2 separate regions of the Homo sapiens genome follow, and region 1 is linked to region 2. A link is a contact called in ENCODE Hi-C or POLR2A ChIA-PET data. All regions are on one chromosome and are shown on one strand. The core of a region is the stretch at or near the end of the contact, and the rest is flanking DNA. Distances in the headings are between cores, read along the strand shown. Region 1 has its middle 42 kb from the start of COBL. Region 2 overlaps COBL (cordon-bleu WH2 repeat protein).

What was found. Hi-C counts contacts between places; a loop is a spot of excess contacts on that map. ChIA-PET counts read pairs that join two places held with the same protein, here RNA polymerase II (POLR2A). Pooled maps may share reads with other maps.
Region 1: a loop to region 2 is called in a map of heart left ventricle, with 8 times the contacts of the local background. The contact joins two enhancer-like sites. A Hi-C loop is called at or near these places in 23 of 168 maps with a recorded cell type or tissue (Caco-2, GM23248, Right ventricle myocardium inferior and 11 more) and 21 of 50 pooled maps. POLR2A ChIA-PET finds 5 or more read pairs at or near these places in 2 of 52 experiments (PC-3 and WTC11).

Annotation. Positions count from the first base shown.
Region 1 is chr7:51,355,689-51,362,028 of GRCh38, reverse strand. No RefSeq gene overlaps it. Among named protein-coding and RNA genes, the nearest start is that of COBL, 42 kb to the right of the region's middle. RefSeq lists a silencer at 2,204-2,420. Within about 2 kb of position 4,633, at least 4 of the 41 ENCODE cell types and tissues checked have a DNase peak (open chromatin) inside an H3K27ac peak, as active enhancers do.
Region 2 is chr7:51,181,995-51,188,148 of GRCh38, reverse strand. It overlaps COBL (cordon-bleu WH2 repeat protein), which reads left to right. Exons shown (of 13, transcript NM_015198.5): 5 at 3,950-4,047. Among named protein-coding and RNA genes, the nearest start is that of COBL, 130 kb to the left of the region's middle. RefSeq lists an enhancer at 1-381. Within about 2 kb of position 1,485, at least 6 of the 41 ENCODE cell types and tissues checked have a DNase peak (open chromatin) inside an H3K27ac peak, as active enhancers do.

The sequences.
Region 1 (6,340 bases), core at 3,384-5,883, 170 kb before region 2:
AGTCTTACAACTAGTTAAGAACTTGAGCTGCTGGGTGAGGTGCTCTGATCATATTACCATGAAGAGCAATAGAGTGACATAGATGCTTTTCAGGCATCTGGTCAACATGCTCCATTTGATATTTTACCCACACTTGGTGTGGAGTGGAAAAGCAAATGGGATTTCAAAAAGCCTTGATCACCAATCCTGAAGACCAGGAGACTCACTGAGGGCCACATGGATGGGGTAAGAAGAGTTTGCTTTGCTGGAAACTGTATCGTTCAACAGTCTCTATGACTTTCTCAAGAAAGTTTGTGCTTCTGTGAGCGCCCACACCAGTGTAGATACATTCACTCTGGCAGCCTCACCAGGCAGTCCACGTTCCCAGTTGGGAATGAAGACATGTCTAAAACACAGACACTCTCAACATCATATTCATATTGTACCCTCTCATTTGACCTATAAAGCCTCATTTCTTCTAGAAAAGCAGAAAAACAACCACTGGGGTGGTTGTTTGTATTTTTAGAAATCCATCAAGATGAAAGTAACCCACAGAGTCCAAAGTGGAGAATCCATAACTCAGACTATAAGCCTGGAAAAAATTCTATCACCCCACCTGGCCAACCCCAGCCCAGCCCCTAAAAAGACATAAAATTGGTGTTGAATCACATCTAATGCTACAATATCCCAGGGAGGCTGCCAGTGTTCTAGGGGCTATGTAGTTCCTGCACATGAGAGGCAACATTGTTGTACAAGGATAGAATAATGACGCAGGTCATGTTGAGGAGACAGTAGGGTAAACAATTGTTGAAAGGTATTCTCTTGATATAGGGTCCATGACAAAAAGGTGGAGTAGGGATGAACCCTAGAAGCATAGAGAACCCTGGAGCAGGTACAGCGATCTCATGGTATCTCACCCCATCCTTATCCAGAATATAAATGTCAGAAATGGAGGAATGACTCAGGATCATTATCCCAAAATGGAGCCAGTGGAAACCCCTGTAGGGAAAGTTTCGTGCTGTGATGAGATGACAGGTCCAGTTCCTTGCCTTGAGCCCCTGAGCAGGCTCACAGGTGCCCTCTCTCACAGCAGGTCCCCTCTGGGATCCTTCATCCCAAGGTCACCCTCAAATTTGCCCCAACAGCAGAGTATGTTTGGTGTCCACAACAACCGCTGTGCTCAACTGCAGCATTTTCCAAGTGTTAGAGCTCCCCCAACCCTGGGCACTGGGTAGGAAGACTTCCAGCAAAAGTCTTCAACCTGATAATGAGGCTGCTGACACAAATGAATGTTTCAAAAGGAGCTTCTACCTGTCCTGTTGTGAGCTGAGTTTCAGGGTTGAATGTAGCTTCCCGGGGCTGGGGTCAGAGCAGCCTGTCAACATATGTCAGCCTCTGGTGATGAGCAATCCCATTCTCAATGAGGTAGTTTAAAATTGACTTCTACTGTGGTGGAGTCCCCACGAAATAGGCACAAATGTGGGGGGCCCTACTCAGACAGCAGCATCCACCAATAAGCTGCAGGGGTCATTCCTCACTGCAAAAGCACAGACAGCATAGTCATCAATCAGCTGCCGAAACATTGCAGGTTGTCTTGGGACCCAGATATTATTCTCTCCTTTTTAAGGAGGTTGATATTTGAGACAGTTACTGTAGAAAGGAGAAGACTAAATCTAAGCCATAGAATGTCTAAGATTTTCTGGAATTTTCTCAGAAAAGGGCACATGATATGTCAGGTTGGGATGACATCCAAGCAGACCCTGAGGCCTTGGTTCAGGAGACTGTACAGTTGCTGGTTAATCAAGTGCTGAAGATGGCCCTGGCACAGTATGGCCACAGTGCCAGGATAGACTGATATTAAGACAGTCATGTCCAGAAGGATCTCCTGTGCTCATCACTGTTGCAGATACAAGCGAGGTTGGAGGCTCTTTGAAAGATAAATTTTATAAATGCGTGCATACTAAGGAGATGGTGCAGGAATGAGGGAACTGAACCAGGCCAGTCTCAGACAATGAACACAAACTTAAGGTTGTAATAATCCCTGTAAAAAAAGTTAGACTTTAATCATAAGCACATCTCTGCATTAGGTGAAGAGTACATCTAGCTAAGAGTTTGTTGGACCCTTTTCCTCAGACCTTGACCTTATCCCAGAGGCTATGGTGGATATAAGGAACTTATCCTCAGCGTCCATCCCTAACATCCCCCAGTATGCCTGTATTTGTCTCTTTGTGCAGCTATAACAAAATACTGGGCCGGGAGCAGTGGCTCACGCCTGTAATCCCAGCACTTTGGGAGGCCAAGGTGGGTGGATCACAAGGTCAGGAGTTCGAGACCAACCTGACCAACATGGTGAAACTCTGTCTCTACTAAAAATACAAATTTAGCCGGGTGTGGTGGTGTGCACCTGTAATCCCAGCTGCTCAGGAGGCTGAGGCAGGAGAATCACTTGAACCCGGAAGGTGGAGGTTGCAGTGAGCCGAGATCACGCCACTGCACTCCAGCCTGGGCTACAGAGCAAGACTCCATCAAAAAAAAACAAAAACAAACAAAAAAAAAACATCTACTGGGTAGCTTATTAACAGAAAATTGATAAGCCCTTTGCCTTTGGAGGAGGTCAAACAGATTGGTGAGATTTTGACCTCCACAATGTCAGCAGTGGCCTTTGGACTAAAAATCTTCCTGGCTGGCTGGAGTCTGTAGTTCTGTGGCAAATGCCAGCCCCATGCTCTATAGGAGTGCTCAGAGGGTGCTCCCAGAGCCTGGAGCCTGCTCCTCCAGCCCTTCCTACAGTTTCATAAGCATTCCTTCACTGTCTTCATGTCTGTTCTGTTCAAAAGCTAGACTTGTTCAGAGAAGAAACACATTCATTCAGCAAGAATTCGGCTTGCTCTCTCTCTCAACATCCATTTCAAAGATGTTGGCTTTATTCTGAATAGGAAGAGTCCTTGAAAGGCTTGGAGGAGAAAAGAGACACTACTGGTCTTATATTTTATCTTAATTTTTGTTTTCATTTTATTTTGTTTTTATTTTTATTATTTTTCTTTGAGACGGAGTTTCACTCTTGTTGCCCAGGCTGGAGTGCCATGACACCATCTCGGCTCACTGCAACCTCTGCTACTGGGGTTCAAGCGACTCTCCTGCTTCAGCCTCCTGGGTAGGTAGGATTACAGGCACCCACCACCATGCCTGGCTAATTTTGTATTTTCATATTTATTTATTTATTTTGAGACGAAATTTCGCTCTGTTGCCCAGGCTGGAGCACAGTGGAGTGATCTCATCTGACTGCAACCTCAGCCTCCCGGGTTCAAGTGATTCTTCTGCCTCAGCCTCCTGAGTAGCTGGGATTACAGGAGTGCACCACCATGCCTGGCTAATTTTTGAATTTTTAGTAGAGACGGGGTTTCACCATGTTGGTCAGGCTGGTCTCAAACTCCTGACCTCAGGTGATCCGCCCCCCTGGGCCTTCCAAAGTGCTAGGGTTACAGGCGTGAGCCACTGTGCCCGGCCTTGGACTTACATTTTAAATGAATCATTCTGCAGCCATGTGAATAGACTTATGTTTCATAAGGCTGGAATCAGGGAAGCCAGTAAGGAGGCTGTGGCCAGGATTTAGGCAAGAGATGACCATGTCTGGGATAGGCAGGATAGAATCAGTGCCTTGACAAAAGCCCAAATTCTCATATGTTTGTTTTGAAAGGACCAGAGGCTGTGACAGGCAGGGAGGACTCAAAGATGACTTCAAGGCTTTGGGTCTGAGGCCCTGGTAAAAGGGGAAGATGAGGGCAGTACTGGCGGAGTAGGTTCAGGACGAGCTAAAGCTGGAGGTGCCTAACAGGGACCCACGTGGACCTGCAGAGTAGTCGTCTGGATAAAGGCACCTGAATATCAGAAGAGAGGTCCAGATATGCTTTACATTCCCAACACAAGTGTGCATTACTTTTATATGCAGAATAAAACAATGGGATTTTTAACATAATTGAGTATCAGTAAATGTTTTGGTAGTTAAGTGTTTGTAATCATTAATCACTAGAGGGCAATATACATTAATTTTCTGCTATCTAACAGTCTCAAAAAGAGGGAATTGCTGGGAATAGTGGCTCACAACTGTCATCCCAGCACTTTGGGGGGCCAAAGCAAGGAGGGATCACGAGGTCAGGAGTTCGGGACCAGCCTGGCCAACATGGTAAAACACCGTCTCTATTAAAAAAAAAATACAAAAATTAGCCACGCATGGGGGCACAAGCCTGTAATCCCAGCTACTTGGGAGGCTGAGGCAGGAGAATTATTTGAACCCGGGGGGGGCGGAGGTTGCAGTGAGTCAAGATTGTGCCACTGCACTCCAGCCTGGGCAACAGAGCAAGACTCAGTCTCAGAAAAATAATTAATTAATTAATTAATTTAAAAAGAGGGAATTAAAGCAAGTCTGATAAAATGATGAAGAAAACCAGGGTAAAGAGTCGAGTGTTCCAGCCCAGAATGGCATTAGCTGTTTAGAGGCTGACTTTGATGATGTTGGCATCTCCACAACAGCAAGGTTTATGTCAGGCCACTGCAATTAGGGAGGCCGAAAGCTGGCACATTCAAAATGAGTGAGCAGGTCATTCTTTACTCAAGTTGGACCCACTCTTTACTTACTATATTTGCCCAAATGGCAGGCAAACTGTTCCCTCTCACTTCCGCATGACATAACATGCATATCAGTCAACACTAAGGGAACTTGGCTAAGCGTAGCTCTTTTGTCCTTGGGAAAAGGCGTGGTAAGGTCATGGCGTTCCTAAGGGACCCTGGCTCCCTTTGGTGCTCTCTTCACCTAGTTACAATTTGCTAAAGAAAACAAGCAGAGCGTACGAAGGGCAGCACATTTCCAAAGAAAGTTTCCAACCCAGAGGTCACCATGCCCAGGGAATGAGTAACCCAGTGTGGCACATTAAGGGGCAGGTTCCACCTGAGTTAGCACAGGCGGCAAAAGGGAGAAGACTCGCCATCACAGTGTGATTTAGTATGCCTGGGGGCGGGAAGAGATGAGGTTGATTTATGCAAGCCCCAGGTGGGAGCAGCATCCTGAGTAGAGAGAATGTCCAGCCTGGCCACTCAGCCCTGAGACACTGCCCTCCAGCTGCGAATAGCAGCCTGCTCAGCCCTGCTCACCAGTCTTTGTTAAGAACTACACGTCCCATGGGGGGTTACAAAACCACCAATACCTTACAGGGGTCACAAAACCGCCAATACCTTTGGACACTTTTGAAATGGAGGGAAAGGGCAAATGCAGTCTCTGAGCCTCACAGGACACCCATGCCCTCTCTCATGCCCTCTCTCAGTAACCCGGAGGAAAGTTACCTTCATGAACAAGGAAGAGGACCGAGGCATGATGCATTTCATCCAGCACATGGCTCTATGTGCCCGGATGCAGCACCTATGCTTACGTAATGAGAAAAGGTGTGAGAGGAACTTTTGTTTCATGGAGCATTGCCCAGCCCACACCACAGTCCTGTAAGTGCCCATCCTGTTTACTTTGCCATTGCTGCACTGATGGACAGCCATCTATGGAGACAAAGCCAGAGCAGGGGATGCAAAGCTGGGCTGGACCAGAAGGGTTGCCTCAGCCATCTAGAGATGGGGAGGGGACATAAATCTCTGAATCATTCTCTAGGGGGCTAAGGTCACTGATGGGAAGAGCACACAATGAGCCGCATCCAAGGGGTGGGAGGGAAACAGAAGAAGGGGTCAAGGCAGAGGCTGAGAGAGTCAAAGTGGATACATCAGGGTGGGGTGAGGAGCCCACAGAGGGGAGAGGTTTAGGTTGGAGCTACACCTCTAAATGTGTGGGGTCAGGCTGGTCCTAAGAATAGAAACAAAGCAGCTAAATAGAATCCAGCCACTAGTGGGAACAGGCATGATCCAAGGACTGAGATCTGGGAGCTTCATGCTAAAGAACTACTATGTGAATTAAATAAAGAAAATAAAGGAGTGGTCAGAGAGTGGGAAGAACAGGAAAACCTAGCTTCATAGAAGGAGGTGGAGGAGCCTGTTTCAATGAGTGGACCATTGACAATGGCCAATGCCAAAGAGAGATGAAGGAGCTTGAGAATTTAAACAGAAGGCCACTGGGCCTTATCTCATTCAAGTTTTTGTTTCACATATGAAGTTTTGGTAGAATATAGGGGCCTACATGATAGGGCTCTGAGGAGGGAAAGATCCACAGAAGAATAAATCAGTATCTATGATATGAGAGTGGGGCAGGAAAGTGCTGGGTAGAGAAAGGCAGGTCCCTGGCTAGGGCTCCACCCCCGGGCCTGTGCCCATGGACATAGGTGAGGACAGGTATTTCTGTTTTCATGCCCAAATGTTGCATTTTCCAAGA
Region 2 (6,154 bases), core at 236-2,735:
TGCTTAGCAGGCTATGCAGCTGTGGCCCTGAGAGGGCCAGCCCAGAGAGGCAAGCTGACCCAGCAAGAGACCTTCTCACTGCTGCAGCAGGACAGCCCCCCTCTGAGGCTTGTGAGGGCCAAGGCCTGGGTCAGGGACTCCCACACATCTCAAAGCTGGACCTCACTCTCTCATTGCCTGCCTTTTCCAGTTCGTCTGAGCAAAACTCAGTCCGAGCCTTCCCTGAGCTGTCAAGGTACAGTGAACCTGGGGCTTCCCGCTCCCGCTGTGAGGCTGCACTATGCATGGCTCTGGGGTCAGAGCTGCACAGAGGTGATGTTTTTGTGCCAGACTCCAAGGAATGGAAGTTTGGCTTGGGGCCCTCCTGAAGGTGCATGCGAGGCTGACATGAGATTTTGGTTTGGTTTCTTGATTCCCTGGTTGGTTCAGATAAGAATGCTTCTTAGGAGAATTTGCTGTGTGGCTCTAATTGATGAGAAATGAGGGAGGCTGTTACAGAAAACAAATTCTGTTGCCCAATAATTCAGGGCAGATCAGAAGTGGTGTGCGCAGGAAAGGCACCCTTTCCTTTTCACCTCTGCCTGCCCATGCTTACCTGCCCCTGAAGGCCATCCTGCATGCTACAGAATTTGGGACAGTATGGATTTTAAAATTTAACCTTTTCTGTCATAGACAAGTATGCAAATGATTAGTCCAGATTTTGCATTTATTCCAACATCTATTTAAGTTTCATAGAGATATTTCTATACAGAAAGAGATGTTTATATGTATATATAGGCAGATATAGATATATGTGTGTGTGTGTGTGTGTGTGTGTATATATATATATATATATATACTTAAACATATACATATATGTATATACATATGTAGAATGCCCATTGTACATTTGCAGATGTTGACCTGGTCCCCCGCTTCCATTTACTCCTTATGGCCTTGTTCTGGTCACTGAGTCTCCTCCTCTAGACAAGTGAGTGGTTTGGACTCGTTGGTCTTTAAGGGTCCTTCATCCTTCTCTGCCACTCTGCAATTCATCTTTAACATTTTTCAAATCATTGTAATGCTTCAGAAAGTAAAACTTTCTTGCAGACTGTGTGAGTTCCCACACTTTTCTTAATATTTAATTACGTGTAAATTAGAGTAAATTCAAACAAAATAAATGCCACCCTCAGCTTATCATACCATAGGCACCATGGGTTCTAGAGCTCACTTGCGTGTGTTCGAGGGCTGGCTATGCATCAGTTGTTCATTGTTGCTCTGCTTTATAGCTGGGCAGCCTCTGGAAATTTTGGCTGATGGGAACACTGAGTTCTCCTACTTTGCTCCCAAACCAGTTCTTCTTCAGTGTCTGCCAAGCCTCTAGAGGCCTCATAGGAGGCCCCTATCAGTCAGTGACTGAGACCAAAGCCTCACCTCTAAAAATAGACCATCAGTGTTAGGCGCAGCTCAGCACTGTGAGTCACAGGCCCCTGGTGCCTCCAGACAGCTGCAGGCTGTAGCTGCATGAGAAAGTGTCTCTCCCACTATTGAGGGGCATTCTGGTGCCGGGGCTGTCCTGGACCCTTCGTCAGGGAGCCGACCTCAGTCCTTAGAGGTGATGATCAGCCACTGTCCTCATTCAAGAAGAGAAACAACAGGCTAGATCTCATTGCAGTTTTCTGATGCAGTCTGTCCTTTCTGTGGTCGGTGTAATACAGCTTGTGTACTAGGAAAATGCTCTACTTCTCGATTATCAGTAGGATACTATGATGTCATCTGTTTCAACATAGACAATTTCTCAACTTAAGATTTTTCAACTTTACCATGGTGTGAAAGTGCTATGCATTCAATATGCTCCTGGACTTACGATGGGGTCACATCTGGATAAAGCCGTCGTGAACTGAAAGTGTAACCCCATCGTCAGTTCGTGAGCATCCGTTGGTCCATGTCACATACCACTCAATTCTAGAAACATCCTTGGTTATAAACATACATATTAAAGCATATAATAGTTTAGATGCAGTCTTAACTGTGTGCTCTGTTTTCCTCTTTATAGCTCTGTACCTAATAGAGGGCTTGCTGCAACTAACTTTACAGCGCGTTTGCACACATGCATTGGTGCTGCTGCACCATGTTGCAGTGGGCCCTCTGATTTGGGTACTGTGCGATGTGGAGCCTGCTCAGTGCCTCCACTGGAGCCTCCTGCATGTAACCAAGTGTCCTGGCCCTGCCCTGGTGGCTAGGATGTGCACCTTTGCTCCTACAGCGTGATATCAGGAGCGTGTGTGCTGGGTTTTTGCTTTGCTGTGTGGACGCTATCAGTGTTCACGCCTGTGTTATTAATGCACTGACTGCTGTGTGTGTTCTCTAACTCAAATGTGAAATCATATATTAGCAGGTCAAGAAGTTAATTGAGGGTTACCTTGTTTGCATTAATAGTCTGATGGCAGAATTTGTAAAATCCCAGTCCATGATTCTGCCACCAATGGTATAGAGCTCTTGCTATCAGTTGGCAGTGATATGGGAAAAATCATTTTTCTATCCTCCAGGAACACCTCCACTTTCCTTCTTCTTGTCATATCTGTATGCCCTGGCAGAGAAGAATGGAATGAAGTAATGACAAAGGCCTTTCCTGAGCAAATCATGACACTAGTGAGCAGTGTGCTGAGCTGTGTGAGTGCCGTCTGCGTGCTTGATGCACTCACCCTCAACCTGCAGATGAAGCTGCTGAGGCTTGGAGGAGCTAAGTGGTTTTCCGAAGTGTGCCTCACACATGGGCGCTCTTAATCTCTCAGCACCACTCCCAAGCGTGTTCTCCAGACCCTCAGCTTAAGCCTCCTTAGGGGCTAGTTTGACTGTGTAGTGCTGGGCCCTGCACCCAGCGTTTCTTATTCTGGGGGTCTGGAGTGGGCCCAAGCATTCGCATCTCTCATAAGTTCCCAGCGATGCTGATGCTGCAGGTTCCATCTCGCTTTGGGAACCACATCCCATGGCTGTCTTGTCAGCTGACAGACACATCTGGGCTTCAGTGTGCTTGTCTGGAATTTGGAAGGTTCCAACCTGGCTCTAGAATCCTGATGAAGAAAAATTCAAGAGGGGTTGAGGATTTAGAGCTTCAGGAAAAAGAAAGAAGAAAACAATTGCTCCCCTAGAGAATGTAATTTGAAAGGAAAACGTTCTGGATGCAGCAGAGGAAGGAAAATCTGGAAAGGTGGTTCCTGGGAGATTTGATGCAGTTGTTTCAAATACCACCTGGGGAGCCCATAGCTGTTACTCCATTTTCTGGAAATGAGCAGGAAAGCTGCTGATTTATTTCATTTAGTTAAAGTTTGTACCTCACTCATAATTCTTAAAGCAGGTGTATTGCACTGATGTCGCAGTCTTAGAGCTGTGCTGATTTGGCAGCCACAGGCCTCATGTGGCTCTTGCATGTACCGAGTCCACACTGATATGCTGTAAGCCTAAAGGGCTGCTGGATTGTGAAGACTTAGCACCAAAACCAATGTAAAATATCTCATCAATACTTTTTATATGGACTGCATGATAGAATGACAATATTTTAGATGTATTGGATTAAATGAAATTATTACAATTAATTTTACTTGGTTCTTTTTAATGTAGCCACTAGGAAATGTAAAATTACATGTGTGGTCTGGTTTAGCTTTCTGTTGGACAGCTCTGCCCTAGAACTTTATTTATTTTGTCATTCTCCAAAAGGGCACAACCACACCCAGAGAAAATGCCTCCATCATTCCTAAAAGACTGTGTAAGAACCTGTAGTGATTTCCCAAATGGACCTGAGGACTTGAAGTGGCTCGGACAGCTTTGAAAGAAATAGTTGATGGCTTTCCCTCTCTTACAAGAACTAAAAGTTTAAGAGTAGAGGATTCATTTATTAAGATTTTTTAAGTAAAGTATTGAATCTCTTGTTTCAGATGCTGAAAAATAACTTAGTGCTTTTTTTTTCCAGAAACCTTTAGGAAATCATCACTTGGCAATGATGAGACAGATAAAGAGAAGAAAAAATTTCTGGGATTTTTCAAAGTTAATAAAAGAAGCAATAGTAAGGTAATGGATTAAATACACATATGATTTTGTATCATGTAAAAAAAATAGTCTCTTGAAATACATGCATTCAACCTGTCCTGGAACTTTTCTAAACAATTCTATTTAAGAATACTAATTCCTTCAGGTAAAAGAGAGCTTATTAGTATGCACTGGAATGACAGGCTGTGCTTCCACACTTGATTCCAAAAGGAGTAATCTTGGGTGATGGTGGTTTATTCACTAGGGGGACAGGAAGCCTGTGGGCTCCTGATGACCGGGGCCATGAGCCCTTCTGCCTGTGGGTGTTCCGGTACTTCCACAGAACTCTGCCTGTGGCTGAAACTCAGTAAATCTTGTTTAGATTAATGAATGAGTGAATGGATGTTATAGTTAAGTGTAAATAGCCAATATTGCTATCAGTGAACTGTAGCTTATGCCTCGTGGCAGAGAAGAGTATCAGTCATTGAACTTGTCTTCTTGCTAGTAATTTTTAGATGTTCTTTGGTCCTCCTGATATGATCTGGGAATGTACTATGTGATAAGTTAATTTTATTGATTTTGTTGGTGTTTATGAAACACATCTCAGAGTCATATTTTGGATACAGTATTCTAGAGTAATTAAGTCATAGTACCCAGAATAAAAATGAAGATTTTTATAATTAATTATAAGATTATCAAACCCATAAATGCCTTCTGACTACCAAGAAAAGAAAATGCTCATTATCCGTATTTATATTTGCTTCACAAGTATATTTTACTAATATCTAGTATTTTATCCTTACTAATAAGTAAGACTAAAAAAGACAAAACTGTTCCAGTGAATGTTAGGTTTTAATTCCACTAGCTCAGTTTGGAAGTGTGCTCCATCTGTATATTTCTACAAGAGATGTGAAGACTGGGGACTCAAGTTTGTGTGCAGACCTTCTCAGTGCCATGGTGCAGATAGGTGCATGTAGCCCAAGGCCGGACACCTGATTTCCTGCCCTTCAGTGGCCTGTGGTGCAGCCTCTGCTGTTAGAATTGTGGTTTACCCAGGTTTGCTGATGAGGATACCAGGGCTCAGAGAAATAAAGTAACCTTCTTAGTGTCCCAGGCTTAGACACAGATGTGTCTGCGTGCAGAGCCAGCACGTCCCTGTAGCCCTGTGGTGTTTGGGAAGGGAGGAGGAGAGTGAGAGCCAGATGAGAACAGAAGGTCCAGTGGAGCTCGGCCGAACTGGCAGACTTCCTGTCTTTAAGAGTTTTTCACAAACCTCAGATTCACCTCTGCTGAAGCTTCGGTAATGGTTTTGTGATTCTCTTGTACTTAAGAGATTGAGCTTTTCCCCATGTTGTGCTTTTCTCCATGTTTCTGCATGTCCTTTGAAAAATCTGTACTCCATGCATGTCTATGTAAGACCTTTGGCTCCCTGACATTTTCTATCCCCTCCCACTCTCCAACTATCCCTTCCTCTCCCCCTCTCTTCCCCCCTACTCTCCCTCCTCCTCTCCTAGCTTCCTTTCCTGTCAGAATTACTTGAAATCACAGAAGCAGAATTTTGTGGCCGGGCGCGGTGGCTCACAACTGTAATCCCAGCACTTTGGGAGGCTGAGGTGGGCAGGTCACCTGAGGTCAGGAGTTCGAGACCAGCCTGGCCAATGCAGTGAAACCCCGTCTCTGCTAAAAATACAAAAAGTAGCCAGGTGTGGTGGCAGGTACCTGTAACCCCAGCTACTTGAGAGGCTGAGGCAGGAGAATCGCTTGAATCCGGGAGGCAGAGGTTGCAGTGAGATGAGAACATGCTAGCGCACTCCAGCCTGGGCGACAGAGCGAGACTCCATCTCAAAAAAAAAAAAAAGAGAATCAGAATTTTGTATTTGAATTTTTGCTCACTCTTTGAATGTTGTCTTGTTGGTTTTTTTTTCCTGACGTTTTTGAGATAAGTTGGCTGGGACTGTGTTCACCCTTGTCCTCCTTGATCCTGAGGACACCAGTTCACAGTAAAATCCACCATTCCTCATTCCTCATTCCTCACCCTTAGACCTCAAGTAGTTGTTCTCTTTGTGTCTTCTTCCTTGTAAAAGATGAAATGGCCAGAAAAACCAAGTAAAAAATCTAGAAAGACTTTCGTTTTTAGCAAAGTAAGGTC